2 separate regions of the Mus musculus genome follow, and region 1 is linked to region 2. The links are chromatin loops, found by intact Hi-C in ENCODE. Cell type or tissue: left cerebral cortex. All regions are shown on one strand.

Evidence for each region. A loop is a pair of places that touch in the nucleus more often than their neighbours do. Peaks named below come from ENCODE experiments on the same cell type or tissue, not always from the same donor. Only the 100,000 strongest peaks of a DNase experiment are listed, where the experiment ranks them.
Region 1: it touches region 2 in a loop (1.9-fold over the local background); 1 of 42 quality-filtered maps calls a loop at or near these places.

The regions. Positions count from the first base shown.
Region 1 is chr19:59,645,865-59,653,864 of GRCm38, forward strand. No RefSeq gene overlaps it. Among named protein-coding and RNA genes, the nearest start is that of Gm19956, 4.9 kb to the right of the region's middle. In left cerebral cortex, no CTCF peak of the experiment used is centred here; a DNase peak (open chromatin) is centred at 4,950.
Region 2 is chr19:59,464,529-59,472,528 of GRCm38, forward strand. It overlaps Emx2 (empty spiracles homeobox 2), which reads left to right. Exons shown (of 3, transcript NM_010132.2): 3 at 1-829. Among named protein-coding and RNA genes, the nearest start is that of Emx2, 9.8 kb to the left of the region's middle. In left cerebral cortex, a CTCF peak has its summit at 4,826; DNase peaks (open chromatin) are centred at 3,342 and 3,559.

The DNA.
Region 1 (8,000 bases), 180 kb after region 2:
GTGATGGGTAGCATATATGAGTGCCTATGTTGGCGGACTCATAGCATCACATCATCTGGTGGTGTCATGACCATGTTATTTGTATAAGTATACTCTATGATGTTTTTACAACCACAATATCTCTTAGTGATACACTTCTGAGAATGTATCTCTGTCATTAAGTGATCCCTGTCTATTTAATATGCAATGGGGAGCCAATGAAGGTTTTTAAGCAGGGGAATGTCATGGTCTGAGCTAATCTAAAAAGACCCCTCTAGCCGCAGAGTGTAGGGTAGAGAACAGCGAGCAACTGTCTGGCAGGCTGGATGAGAACATGCAGGGTGCTCATGGAGAGTAGCCTCTGTGGCCTTGGCAGTCTGTGGATTCGTGATGCACAGAGAGTGCTGCCTGTTCCCTTGGTGAGAGTCGGTACAATGGAAGCATGCACCCCACGTCCAGTTGGACAGCGAGTTTCCATAGCCAGCTCTTATCCTTGCAGGTCTTTAGTTCCTTTATGCAGTGCCCACTGTAGCAAGGTAGACATGGGGACCAGCCTCCTTTTGGACCAGAGACCCATGGAACCTGCTGTCCTTGGCGGGCAGAGCCATTTGACCTTCAGAAACAGGGTTCTGGAATGTGTTCTGAGGACGGGAGCAAAGGGGGCAGGCCCCTTCTGGAGTCACATACAAGTTTCTGAGATGCAAACCACGCTGGGGAGAGCCGCCTGTCTGTCTCAGGCGAGCTTTTCCTTAACCTTTGCTTGTAATCCTGCAAGCCTACCTAATCAATTGAAGATCATAAAATATTAGACTTAACGCTGCAAAGTGCTGCTTTTTAATTCACATAACAAGCTCCTAAATAATTCAAACAGCAAACAGACCCGGCGAGTCAATGGTGGGAGGCAGCTTGGATCAGCAGGAGAGTGTCAACACATGCCACATTTCCCGGATCGACTCCATTTCAAGAACCCTATTAAGTTAATTGCCGGTTTCTGACAGCACAGAGCATGCTGGGAGAAAGCAAGCTTTATTAGCCCCGTGGCATCTGGAGGCCTCCACCACTTTGCCTCTACTTGTAGGCACTGGGAGTGGTATAGGGAAAAGCAAATCAAATTAGGAGACCAGAGATGCTTTGGACAACTGGTGACCATCAGGCTTATAGTCAAAGCCAGAAACTTTCAACAGTCAATTTGCTGTATTATTACTTAACCACCACCCCCTCCACAGCCCCACCCTGCCACCACCACAAGCCAGACTGCTTACATGTGACAAAAATTGTTGTAAATAAGAAGTTAGTGAGGACTTACACTGCCTGGTGTGACTTGGCACATCAGTAAGCATTAAGGGCAGGAGGTACCCTCCCAGCTCCTCATGAGATATACATGCTTGGGAGAAGGGTTGAAGGGGAGTAAGGCGGGCTCTCGAAGGTACTTTGGTAGACCCTGAGATCAGTGAAGCCAGTTCAGGGCCAGAAGCAAGTCCCCAGGGTTAGCACACTGAGTAGAGAGAGCCAGTGGAGCTAGAGATGGGCAGAAAGGATCAGGGAAGGATAGAAGGGTGACAGGACCCTTAGCCTTCTGTGTTCCAGAAGGGGCTTCCATAAAAGACTTTACATGAAAACCCCGTAGTGGTGTTGGTCCATGATGAGTCCCCGTGGGCTGAGGTGTCCTGTGACTTGGTAATCTACTACAGGTGTGTCAGCATGGTGTTTTTTTCAGTCAAGCTCAAGATGATGCCATAACAGATACAACCAAGACTCTATGTAGAAGATAATTCTAACTTTGCTGTGACCTTTCAGCGTGTAGAGCGATGTGATGTGTGTGTGTGTGTGTGTGTGTGTGTGTGTGTGTGTGTGTGTGTGTGTGTGTGTGTGTGTGCTTATGGAGACCACAAGCCACTGTGTCTTCTTTGACTGTTCTTCACTTTATTCTTTGAGACAAGAGCTCTCATTGAGATCCCTGGAGGTCCCTGATGGGCTAGACTAGTTGACTAGCAAGTTCCAGGCATCAGCCTGTCTCTGCCTCCCAGCTCTGGTCTTAGAGGTGGATGCTGCCCTATCCAACCATTTATCCTTGAGTTAGGAATCCACAGTCAAGTTCTCAGGTTGTACAGCTGTGTTCTATACATTTAGCCATCTTCCTATGTGAACTTCCTGGATGAACTTAAGCAAAATAGCGAAGTTTCTTGTCCCTCTTTTCTGTGGTCCAGGTGCGGATGGAACCCTGACTGAGAGGATTGAATTAAATGATATACAATAATTATCATGTCCAGAACTTGGCCCATGACAGCCAAGGTCCCTTACCATTCCCTTGCCATCCTCTATGTGGGACTAGCAGGTGAGCAGTTTGAGGAAGATGTTACACAGCCTGTTACAAACGCCTTCCAATGCATCTTGCTTGCACATCTGGTTAACTACAAGTGCTCTGGGTCCAGTTGGACATGCAACTCTTTTACAGTTCTTTTTGTCTAAGTCCTTGTGTTCAGTCTCTGTCCTCTGAGATTAAGCTTGTGAACCAATCCCTTGAAAGACCCACAACAGAGAATCAAGTGTGAGAAGGACTGTAGGCATGAGGAACTGTGTTCACACGGACTGCAGCAGGAAACAGGAGTGGGTGCACAGGGACCTCTCCATAGTAGCATGCTCAGAGCCCTGCATGAAAGAGATTGAAGTGCTTTGCTGCTCTGATGATGACCAGACCACAGAGATGAACATAGTGTGACACAGTCTCAACACACACACACACACACACACACACACACACACACACACACACACACACACACACACACACACACACACACTGTACCCAGCTAGCTGGGTATACTTTTAACTGTTCTGTAGACAGAAGAATTAGTATCCATTTTATGTATTAAAAGCAGAGACTCGGAGAGGCTAAGCAACTTTTCCAAAACCACACAGCTGGCAAATGTCAGAGCCAGAAATCCTACTCTGTGTTACACCACTAGACTGTCCCCTCACTAGGTTTACCCTCACTTCCTATGTTAGATGACAATCTTCTGGAACAACACAATTGTCCTAGGACCTCCTAGCAACATTTTCTTCTAAGGTCTATATTTCTTTTTCTTTTTTCCTCCTTATCAATTCAGGACATTCTTCTAGTTTCAGAAGGTCTCCTGGAAATTGCAGCCTACATATAGTCCTTTCTCTTGGACTCCTCTTGTGACCTGGGTCAGAGATACCCCTTGTACGGCCTCATAGTGTTTTGAAGGCCTTGGGTACACTTTTGGCTTCACCTCCACAGGCATTTTATCACACACAATTTAGGAGTCATACATGCAACTGTGAGACTCAAATCAAGAACCATTTGGGCACACCCAGTTCCCACAGGCCCAGCAGGCAAAAAGAGATGTGTACAGCTGGGGCCCTGCTGCCTGCCGTGTGTCTCAGGCTTCAGTATACAATCTAAATATATACTTTGAAAATTGAAAAAAAGCTCACATATAGAATGGGGCTGGTGGAGGCACGGCGCTCTTTGAACTAGTCTCTTTAAAGACAAAACTGGTAAAGTGTTCTCCTGCCCTTAAGGAGATACTTGAAGATGGCAGCAGATGGGGGATGGAAATTGAAGTGTCTCTCCCAGGCCACCGTACATGGATAAAACAGGCTCCATCTATTCCAAGCGCTCATTAATAGCTGGTCTCTGAGGCCCCAGCAGCAGCTAGAGGATTTGACTCATTAAAAGATGCTAAGGTGGAGAAGCTTCCCTGAGTCTATCGCTGCTGCTAGGCCGGGTGCCACACGTTGCTCAGAGGCCCCACACAGGCACCCTGATTTCTGGTTAGAAGCAGTCTGTGAGGATCTGGAAAGTCTTTGGGCCACAGATGGGCTGAGAAACCCTTTCTGCTTATCATATTTATTGGTCTCTCTTCCTAGGCCTCCTGGCCTGGGTGCTAGATCAAGATACATGCAGAGAAATGAGTTCTCTTGTCAGCTCCCAAAAGGTCTGTCTGCTTCTCAACAGGCTTGGGGTTTTCTGGGTGAGCCACAGGGCACTACCAAGCTTGATCCTTGTGGGAAGCCTGAGCTGAGCCTCAGAAAGGTCTGCAAGGTTCTGGCCTGTGGAGGGGACTCCTGTCTTACCCAGCCCACCTGCAGGTATTTCCAAGGTCTTGGTTAGAAGAAGGGTGTTTCTCTTCCCACCGATTATACTTCTTGGATAGGATCAGTGTGGGGCTAGTTATTATATTGTCCCTGTCCTCACTGTCTTGGGGGGGTGCAGAGAGGGGACTCTGTCATTTTCCCAGGCTGCTCTATTTCACGGATTCAGTGTGTGCTACAGTGTACAATGTCCATGGTTGGTGGAAGAGAAGGAAGCTGCTCTGTTTTAGCTAGGCGAAGTTGCAGTCACTGTGTTGGAAATATTGGGCATCTGTGACTTTTTCTGTTGTTACAGAGTGTGTGTGTGTGTGTGTCTGACTGTCTGTCTTTCTGTCTCTGTCTGTCTGTATCTGTGCCTGTGTCTTTGGAGTGGGAATGGGCATTCCATGGTACACGTGTGAAAGGAAGGAGACAGTTTGCCAGGTTCAGTTTTCTCTTCTGCCATGTGGGCCCTAGGCATGAGTCTCAGGCTCTCAGGCTTGCCAGCAAGCACTTTAAATAACAACTATCTTGCCACCTCACTCAAAGCAATATACTTATCAGTTTGTATCATAGCACTCTGATTTCATACCTAAGCATGTGTGCCTAAATCGTGTCTGGGGTGCACTAGTGACATCACATTAGCACATACCCTTATGGAAATATGCCATGTGTCATTTTGTCTGGTTCTATGTCACGGTTAAGGTGCTATGCTGCTCAGACTATTCTAAATGTACACAAACTATGTCATCTCTGAACTTTAAGGAGGAGCCAAGGTTAAATCTGAAGGGTGGGAGTGGAGGTTCTTTCAGACAAGCATGATGACTAGATCTCATTTTCTCTTCCCTTGCATCCCTCTCTCTGGCAGCTGCAGGAAGCCACCTACACAGCAGCCACTATGCAAATTAAGGTGCTATCAGAAGAGCATTCTCACGCTTTGCTTGTTGGTGGAACAGCTTTCTCCTTTACCGTGGCTGTCGGTTACCTGCTTGCAATGGTAGGACTCTTATTCTGGTTTTCTGATCTACGCAGGCCACTTGCCCATGTCTTGTAAATCTCTGATTGGTCCCGTTACCTGACTGCTGCCTCAGGCATCGTTGTATCTCAGGAGCCAGCCTCTCGACATTTAGCCCCCAGGCCAGGAGCTAAGAATATCTCCCAGAGTATTCCCCAACACCTACAGCAGATGTGCCCGCAAATTAGCTGGTCCCAGTGGTGGGGTATACAGGAGGAAAGGCCACATTGTTGCTAAAAGCATTACATACTTAATTTGCAAATTACATCATGCGTTCACACACAGGTCAATATTCTGGGAGCCTTTTTTTTTTTTCCAAAACAGAGACAAATCAAGCTCTTGACTGTGTGTGTGGAGAGAAGAGAGGGGAGACAGGAGAGAAGCAGAGAGGATCTACCAGGCAGATGCATTCAAAGATGAGGCCAATGTGCTCCTGCTTGAGAGTCATGAATGTGTAGGCAGAGTCCCCCCTTTATGCCTGCTGCCCTCTTCTTTCAAGTCCAACCCCACAGCATGAGCATCATCAGCCCCAGCCTCATCTCAGAGGCAGGTGCTGAGCTCATGAGGTCTCCTGTATTCCTTTTCCCTACTATTCCATGCAACACAGAGCAGTGCCTAACCCTGAGCACAGGGTTTTGCACCATGCAGTGTTTGCTGAGTTATAGATGGTGATGCTACATGCATGTATTGTCCAGTCCTGTTTCTGGGAAATCATTAGTCCACAATCTGGTGGCTTTATTTTGTAGGGGAAAGCTGTGGAAGCCGTATGTGGCTAGAGACAGACCATGAAAAGAAGAGCTTTTAGTGTCAGGCATGGGGGTATACACCTCTAACCCCATCCAGCACTTGGGATGTGGAGCTAAGAGGGACAGGCATTTAAGGCTATCCTCCAATATGAATCAACTTCAAAAATAGCCCAGGTTACATGAATCCACAGTTGTAAACAAACAAATCTCGGCCACGGAGATAGCTCAGTAGGTAAAGTGCTTGCCCTACCAATGTGAAGACTGGAATTTGATTTCCAGAATTCATGTTAAAAGTGTAGTGGTGCCGCCTTGTGTTCCCTTTACTGAGAAGTAGAAACAGTCTAGACAGCCTAACCAATTGATGAACTATAGCTATAGACCCACGAGAAGCCCTGTTTCAAATACATGCATATGCATGCACACATGTAGCAGAGACACACACAAAGGAAAAGTCAAAACAAAAAACAAGGAGAGAACAGCTTTAAGATCAAGCCAGGTTGGAAGTGGATGAGATGGATCAAGTCACCGTGGATCTGAAAAGAGCATCATCTCCCCCATAGCAAGATTTGTTTTTAATAGGTTGTTGCTACAAAGTGTCCATTTGTGATTTGTGTATGTGTCCGCTATCTTTTCAATTACTCTCTCCCATATTACTTTTGAGTCATATTACCTTTGAGTCAAATTCTTTCACTGAATTTGGAGCGCAAAGATTCAGCCAGAATATCTGGCCAGCAACTCACAGCAGTGCCCAGTCCCCACCTCCTTGGTACTAGAACTGGTGTGTGCCAACACATACAGCTGTGGGGGTAGGGGTGGGGGTGAGGTGATGAGGTCTGAACTCAGTCCTCATGCATCAAACTCTTTGCAGATTGAGCTATCTCCCAAGTCACAATTTCAGCATTTAAAAACTGATTGTGTGTGTGTGTGTGTGTGTGAGAGAGAGAGAGAGAGAGAGAGAAAGAGAGAGAGAGAGATTTTGAGTGATTTTTTTTAACAAAAGGGATAATTTACAGGGTACTTTGATTTTTTAACACTAATATTAGATATCAATAATGTTAGAGCACTTATTTATTTATTTGATTTTTTTTTTTGAAACAGGGTCTTACCGTGTAGCCCTGGCCAGTCTGGAACTTGGTATGTAGACCAGGCTGACCTTGAACCTATGGAGAACTGCCTGCCTCTGCCTGCCTCCTTTTTATCTTTTTAAAATGACTTTTGGACTCAGATTGTGAGTTGATTTTTCTGGAGATGATTTCACTGTGTACATGTCAGTAAGCGTGTGTTCACTATTGTCCTGGTGATGGTGATGGTCCCCCCATCCCAGGATCCAAGAAGCTCTTCTCTGTCAGCGATGTGTGTATGTGTGTGTGTGTGTGTGTGTGTGTGTGTGCACATGTGTGTACTTGTGTAAATGTGTGTGTAGGTTTGTGTGTGTGCTTCTTTGAATGTGTGTATGCATGTATGTACATGTATATGTATATGTGCGCATGCACACTTGTGTGTGTGTGTGTGTGTGTGTGTGTGTGAGAGAGAGAGAGAGAGAGAGAGAGAGAGAGAGAGAGAGAGAGAGATTCCACTCACTTGATCAGCCTGCTCCAGTCCCTCATTGCTGGAGAGACACTTTGAAATCCAAGCTGCCTGCCTCTTCCTCCTCTTCCTACAAAGAAACAAAATTTCCATTTTCAAAAAACCCTTCAGATAATCACAAAGCCCAGAAAGCTCCCCTCCTCTGAGGTTTAATTAGGAGAAACTGTCTTTCTGGTAGTTTGAGATCCTCATTCTAAATTTCTCAGAGGAAAGGAGAGGTTCACCAGGAAAGAATGAGAGTCACAGGAGCTGTTGCAAGCCCTGCGTCTCCTTCTCTGTCCGCTGTGGAGAGCAGAGACAAAGGCAACTTGCAGGTCACAGAAGTCACACTGTGAGTGTGCTCTGTATCATTAGAGCCCAGAGAACGGGGACGATCGGCACGCAGATAGCACATTAGCGATAGATAATAGTGTCTAAATAAACACAGTCAGCCTTCCTCTCTGTCTCTAGACCCAAGCTTATCTATAAATACTCTAATGACGCCTAGCCAGCCAATTACCCGATTCTTGGAAGAGCCCCCTTATTAATGGCGTTGCAGTGAGGGAAGAAACATTAATTATTGGACACAGTGGGAT
Region 2 (8,000 bases):
CACAGGACTTTTAATTTTGCACTTCACAGTGTTTCCCCCTCATCTTTAATTAGAAATAACATACAAAATTCCATGTCTAGCCCCATCCTACACCTGTTTCAAAACTTGAATTGCATGTAGCAGTTGTCGGGCGAATGGTGTCTAAAAACTGAATTGTAATTTTATTCCTCTTTTAAAGACAGGTTCTGTGTATTTTTATTTTTTATTTTTTTTCTGAGAAATGTTCAGTCTGTAAAAACACTTTTTTGATACCTTCTATTGTCAAAGTGATTGTGAAAGCTAAACGAAGTAGGCTCGGAGATAGTGGTCCTCTGACAGAGAAATGAGGGAGCAGGACTGGGATGGAGGGCGGGGGAGGGTGCCCCTGAGAAGAATCAGGACTCATGCTAGGGGTAAAAACAACCCACGATAAAAGACCCAAATTAATTCTATTTCTTGGATATTTCCTTTCCTAACATTCTGATACTTTAAATCACCAAGTCAACTTTTCCTTTTAGTGGTTGGAGAGATTGACTGCATCCAGCCACTCATCATAATGGCCATTCAGAACTTTTAAGTCTGTCTATTGCAAAAGTGGAAGGAAGGACTGTATTTAATGGGGTGATGGTGGCGTGGCCAAGGACATGGGAGTTTTCAAGCACTGAGTTTCTCTTCCAAGACCATAGACTTACTAAAGAGGGTTACAAATGCTTCCTTAGTGTCTTCTATACCAGATTGTAAATATTTTTGTGTTTTGTGTTAATTTGTTAGAATTCTAACACACTATATACTTCCAAGAAGTATGTCAATGTCAATATTTTGTCAATAAAGATTTATCAATATGCCCTCAGAGTAGTTGTCTTGGGAAACTGAAGTGGATCTTTACAAAAGTAACTCTTTAATTCGAATGTGGGCCTTCTCCAGCTAGGCTCCAGAGACCCTGACTCCCCGCCCACAAAAGAGCCAGACTGGTGGCTTTTGAGGGCTTGTATTTTAAAGAGATGTGAAGGGAGATGCTTAAGACAGCCAAACTCTTTCAGAAGAGGAAGAGGAGAGAAGCTGTCCAAGCAACTTTGCTGAAGGATTTTAGTTTCAACTCCAGGCTAAAAAACTAAAACAAACAAACAAACAAAACAAAACAAAAAAAAACCCTTCACTTTACTTCTGATTTCCTTTTCTTTGTAAAGTTTAGAACCTAGTTTTGGCCTGGAGAATATTCTTAGAACCCGAGGTCTGGGGCTTCTAACTTCATTTCTGACTTCAAACCCCTTCAGGACAAGTCAGCCTCCTCTTCTCTCTTTTCTTTTCTCCTTTCCTCTCTCTTTCACTCTAATCTGCATAAAGTGAGGGAGATGAACCCAAAGGCCCCCGAAGCCTTATAAGGCAAGCATTCTGAGAGATCTTCCACTCTTAATTTTAACATTAAAGTAAAAGTTGTAACCATTCTCAAAGAAAACTTCGCTCTTTCCCTGTCCTCCCCCTGCCGAGGGTATGAGGTTGTTTTTTGCATGCTTCATTTGCTTCCTATCCCGATAGGCTGCATTAATCAGTTTTATTTCCATTGATAGAGAAACCTCGTCTGTTCTGTTCGAGCTACAAAGCGTCCTGTGAGCTTTTGTGAAAGTGCAAATCAGTTTAAGCAATTATCATACCAGGAATATGAAGGGAAAAGAGGAGGCCTTGCCCAGTGGTCTCCTTTAATCTCTTAATCCACGGATCCAGGGGGGCTGCCTGGACATAATTTAGGACAATCTCCCCCACCCTTTACACTGTGATAAGGCCAAGTTACAATGCAGGGGCAAAAATACAAGCTTTGTTAACATCCTGCCTTGAAAAGTTAAGATTAGACATTCCGTGCACGTGTGGGGACTTTAGGGCACTATGGAATCTTTTCTTTCTGTTTTTCCTCCCCTCCTCTAAAGGAGAATTCATTCTCTGTTTCTCTCCCTCTTATTTTTTTTTTCTTCTTGCCCCTGTATCTCTGTTTATCACCCTTCTCCCCTTGGTCTTGGTCCCTGGGCAGACCTGGCTGCTCATACTTTGAGCTCACAAAGGCCGTTCCTCTGGAGTTTGTATTGTGGGTACCGGTAGTAGAGAGGTTTCAGGAAGATCCGGGCTTGCCTTCCACAGGGACAGGTGCAACTCGGGAATTCCACAAAGATGCGTGGGGCTTGGGCTGCTTCCACAGTGGGATGGTCCATCACTGACTGTTCTCCCTTTTGCTAAGAGCAGGTTACTTTCTTCATGCATCCCACCCTCCCAAACCTGGAATGGTTTGGATATAGAGTAGAGTATAGTCTCCTTACAACTGAGACTGACCCTTTTATTTAAAAAAGTACCATCTTGGAAAAAAGCTTTCTGCAGTAACCATAAACTTAAATTTAAGTACGAGAAAGGGGAGTGGTGAAGAGTTTTTTTTCTAAATGTCCTATGCAGTGTGACAGCAATAAAATCATCAGAGAATACTATTAGCTTTGAGGGGGAAAAAAAAAAAACCTAAAAGCTTTATTACAAACCAAGCTTTGAAAATAGGGGGGATTAGGCGGCTGAAAGGGTCCCACAATGGTAGGAAGAAAAGGTTTCATGCTAATGAGGTTAATGCCCTTTGTATCTCGGGCCTCCACATCTTCATTACGCGCTATCTCCGGCTGCACCGAGCGGCTCAGAGAGCCGCAATCCACTCCAACGCCCCCCTTCCCGGCCCAAAGAAGGATTTGATAGCCGCTCTGTTCAAACTAGATAATTATATCTTTTCAAGTCGGAATTAAGATAAAGAAAGTGAAGCAGAGGCGGCTCGCCTTGATCCACTGCAAACAAATTTGGCGCACTTTCGAGTCCTTCCCCCCGCCTCAAAAAGGCAGGACAGTCAGCTTATTAGCCGCTCGTTTGCTTTATTAATTCATCTATTTAAAGTGGCAGGATTAGAGCGTCTAATGTGGGCGCGGGCTGCCGTGGCGCTGAAGAATATAAATATTTGCGAGATGCCATCCCACGATGCCTATCTGGGCGTAGGGCTGGGTCAGGGTGAGCGGGGGCGCATGTGCTTCGCGTCCAGTCCCCTTTGCTGTGCACTGGAGCTTGGCTGTGGCCAGTGGAAGCTGAGTTCCCACTCGTGTTCCGTAGGTGCCAGGCCTGGATGCTCTGGGCAGGGCTCTCTATGTGCCTAGTGGGCAGGGCTGAGCTTTACTTCCAGAGCACAGCCAACTAACTGCATGCTGGTTGTCCCTTGTCTTGCCTGTGACTTGCAGGCTGTAAATTGACATATTTGCCCCGCCCCACCAGTGTGTCCCCCCCTGTGCCAAAGAATGTTCAGTCATCCCAGGTTTTCAGTTTCCTTTTTCCTAATAGGGTCAAGTGGAAGCGGGCCAGGACTACATTCTCCTGCGATATACACCTGAGCTGAGTATTTCTCCCTTCGAACACATAACTTCCCGAAGCAACTAAAACCATCTGGTTCTGGCAGAAACCTTGGATTTCCGGGAGTCACCGTTCCTAGCTAACATTCTGGATGTGTGGAGTTCCAGCTCCCTGGAACTCTGCTTCTGGCAGCCGAACCGAGCCGGAGCGGGCACGTTGGCCGAGGCCCGGAACCTGCCGGGCCACTTTTGTAATAGGGGCGGATTGTGGCAGCTACAGAGGCAAGCCAGGCCGATCCGACTTGAAAGCCCCCCCCCCCCCCCCCCCCGGCCTGAGCGTGGTTTGGGAAACTTGGGCTCCTCCCCGTCCGGCCTCGAGTCTCAGGAAACAAAGTCCTGGACACACTGGCGGGTTGGGGAGGGATTCTGAAGGTTCGGAGGCTTGGCTCTGTGCCCTGTTCTGTGGTGGTAAGATGGGGGCCAGACTGGGCTGCCCACAAGTGGGCAGTTGTAAGTCAGTATATGGGTCGGTTAGGCTGGAGGTCTGTGATAGTACGTTTGTAATAGGTATGTGTCTCGGTCCACCCTACAGCTGTGTTTGTGGATTATGGAAACTCAGTTGAGCGTTCTCACCTAGGACTCAAGTTTGTTTGTATCCGTGCTGATTGTTTACTTTACGCAAAAGCTGAGGAAGTTAGAGTTCCCTGCATAGATTGTGGCAAGATGTCCAGCTTCCCTCGTGGCTCTGTATTGTTTTGCGTCAGGACAAGAACTTGCAGTCATAGGGCTGAGAATGAAGCGCCTAATAAGGTGTGAACATACAGCTTATTAGATTTGTGCACCAGGTCTGGTTGTATAAGATATCTGTGGATATCGTTTGTTTGCGTTTTAGAGGATGGTATGGTGTTTGTGATTTGTGGGGACTCTTCTTCCTGTTTGGGTTGGGGGGAATTCCCTTAATGAACATCCATGTCCAGCATTTAATGTTGCATTTTTGTATCTTGGGGTCTACGCATGAGAAGAGTGGAGGCTTGTGTTGGGGTGTTATTCTCGAAGTGCACCACCAGCTTCTGGAGTTCGGTAAACAACAGACAGTTTTTGTAACTGCGCATCTTTTTCTAGGCCGAACTCTATTATTTCTGCAATCAGCACTTGATTTATTTGAGTGCTGCCTCGGAGCAGCCGCGGGCGAGGTCGAGGATTGCCTTATAGTACTAGGCCACCACGCCGGGATGCGGAGCCCGGAAACAGTCTGTGCCTTAGCCTCCTGATTTATTTTCCCCAACCAGCCCCGTAGCGAGGGGGAAGTTGGAGTTTTGAGAACCCTCTGACCCCAGCCGTGACCCGGCTCCGGGAGGCAACTTCTCCAGGCGCGATCCTGTGCGCCAGGAAACCCGAAGCAGTGCCACGCTTGAAAGCGAAAGGTCCATTCATCAGCCGCGCCCCAGCCTCTAATTGGCCTTTTGTTCATTAGAGCCTGTTGCCCAGCAGGGGAGCTTGGGAGGGCCCGAGGCTGCAAGTCGGGGTGCCTGCTGCAGGCTGGGGACCGGTGCCTGTGCCCGGGGCTGAGGTCTCTATAAGGGCAAAAGCCAACGCGCTCCTCTGAGGGGGCGCCAGAGCGCGCCAAAGATCACAACCACGTGCAAAAATGCGCTCCTGGAGGCTAGTCCCCAAGAGTCAGGGCCTAGTCCTGTGGCCATGGCCCCCTTTTGTTCCTTCCTGGTTCCCCTGCAGACCAAGCTGCCCTCTCACACCCTAGAGGCCTCAGACCTGCTGCCCAGCCTCTCCCAAGTTTCTAACCCAGCTGCAGCTGGTGGGACTGGGAAGGGCTCACATCCTGCCTTTCTTTATGCTTACAGTTCCTTCTCCCTGGCTTGCCACTCACCCCAGAGACTTTGCACTCCTTTTCTAGGTGCCAGCTCACACTGTCCGGTCATGGAGCCCGCATCCTACTTTACTGAAAGGCTAACTGGAGAGAAATTTTGGCACAGATGACCAAGGTGGGGATGGTCCCACACCCCAGGGAGGGGGAGGAAAAGGAGACCTTTGTCATCCCAAATTCCTTATCCATCTCCAAGTCAACCCACCTAGATCCATCCCACGCTTAATTTCCAAACCAAACCTGAGCTTTTCTACCCCCTGACATCTCCTCCCCCGCGCCCCTCCCCCAACTCCACCTTTACTGTCGCTTTGCATACTCATCAGAGGAGCCCTAGAGACAGTATGGGGCTTCTCAGAATACACCCAAGGACCAAGACGCACCTGAGGGGCCCCAGCAGTGCCTAGGCAGGGGATTGGGGTCGCTTTTGGAAATTGAGCCAGAAGGACCAGCTTTGCCTTGCTGTGGACTGGTTGTCAGCAATCTCCCAGATCGTGGCGACTGAACCTATATATAGGACTTTGGGCGGCTCCTGGCCTCAGCTACCTCCAGGTCCTATATATAGCTTGGGTCTCCATAGCCCCGACTGGACCCTGACGTCAGGAAGAACTTGATCTTGCTTGCTTCACTCCTGCTTCTGAAACTGATCCTTGAAATGAGAGAACAGACTCTACACAATTCCCATGGCCTTGACATAAGGTACAGCGATAAATATACACCACTAATGAGCAATTACCATATAATCACCTTCCAATTAGCTCGCATAATGATGAATTAAACATTCTAGCAGGCGGGATTAGGTTTCTTACTTTGTATATTATTTACGAAGGCTATAGCATCTGCAAAGAACCAAATATCAAATTAGATGGGGAATTTTCACTTGGGGGTAATTAAGTATTCAGGCCAACGGCTGTGTTCTGGTCACTAGTGCATCAAGTGAGGCCTCGTGCAGGATACTGACCAGTTCCTTGGCCATTTATTTGTGCTCTCTCTCTCTCTCTCTCTCTCTCTCTCTCTCTCTCTCTCTCTCTCTCTCTCTCTCTCTCTCTTCCTGTGTCTCTCTGTCTGTATGTGTCTCTCTGTCTCTGTGTCTGTCTTTGTCTCTCTGTCGCTCTGTCTGCTGTCTCTCTCCGTCTCTGTCTCTCTCTCCGTCTCTGTCTCTCCCTCTCTCTCTGTTGTAATTGCTTTTCCTCTCCCCCTTTACCACCCTGGCCCCTGGGGTGGGAGACTACATGACTGGGGATGCCAAGGCCAGGGACCAGGGATGGGACCTCAGCCTAAAGGTGGAAGGTAACTCACAGTCGCAACCAGCGACTGTCCCCCGGGCCCTGTGCACTCTGGTCCCTTATTCTGTTTCTCTGCAGCCCAGGACGGACGCCCCGGGGGGCCTCTCTGATCTGTGGGAGCTATTTGAGAACAAACGCCGCCAGCCACCGCTGCTGCTGCTGCTGCTGCAGAGTGCAGGCCCTTATGGCTGCTCCATACGGAGGAGAGGGGCTTCCCTCAGCGCCCCGGCCTTGCTAGGGTCCCTTAAGGGCACTCCTTTCAACTTGTACTCGCTGTTCCCACCCAGGTATGGGGAGGGAAAGCCGGGTGGGAATAAGGAAAGAAACAACAAACTTCGCCCCGCCCGCAGCCACCTCTCCTGTTCGGAAATGAATTTGGGCAAGAGATTACTTCCTAATCTGATCTAGCTCTGCTGACATTTGGGAAGAAGATGAAAATGGCAGCTCAATTTCATTGTGAAACGGGGTCACTTCGCGGGGCTCTACTCCCTAGAGAACGTGGATGCCCCTCCTCCTTCCCAAACCAGAGGAAGAGGAAGAGGCAGCAGAGGAGCTGGAGGGGTCAGCAAGCTGCTGGATTGGTGGTCTCCGGTTCAATGGTGGGGTATTAGTAGGCAGCCAGCCTGGGTCAGCTTCCTCTGTGCATCATCGCCTGCCTGCAGGGCTCCTGTTTGTGCAGGGTGGAGAGCTGAGGGCTTTCCCTCTGGACTAAACCGGAGAGCCTCTTTCTTACAGGGGTGCCATGGGAGGCGAGGAAGTTTTGCCTTCCCCTGGAAAGTCATTAAAGTCATTGTCCCCAGGGCCTTTATCTTGCTTCTCCTGTGCTTTCAGGGTAAGTAGCCATACTTGGAAGGGATGGCTCCTGTGATAGCTCCCCTCCCCAATTGACTCCTGGAGCTGCAGGGTCCTAAGAGGTAGGGGCTAGGGCTTCCCTCATCAGAGCTTCCCTTCACTCACTGCAGACCTGTTCTTGATCATCCCGCAGGCCCCACATTGTCTATCCTCTGCCCTCAACCCTGATTACCCAGAAGTAGTCTCATGCCACACCAAGCAAGAGGGAGCTGATGGAGTGTGTTGCTTGAGGACTTGTTTGTTCCTTAAATGCTGTGCTCAAGGAAGGACTCTTAAAGGTCTAGGTGCTTCTGAGGAACTCCCGTGGGGTGCCCATCCTGGGATGATGACATCATCTTTAGTGCAGGTCAAGGGAGAGTAGAGAATCTATGCTCCATGGAACACTGAAGATGTGGGACACATGCCACATGTCTAGGCATGTAGATGGTTCTGGAGGAAAGGGTTCATGTTGCCTGTATGATGTCTGTGTGCAGCTTAGGAACAGGTACCTTTTCTTGTGGGTGGGTGATTGCCTGGTAACCTATTAAGTGACTGGATTTCAGTGAAGTACTTTGCCCCTGTCCCTTGGTTAGGTTTCTTACAGTGTGCAGTCTGAACTGCAAGGGCTGTCTGTGTTGGACATGGAGGCCCCAGCAGGTGCTTTGCTTA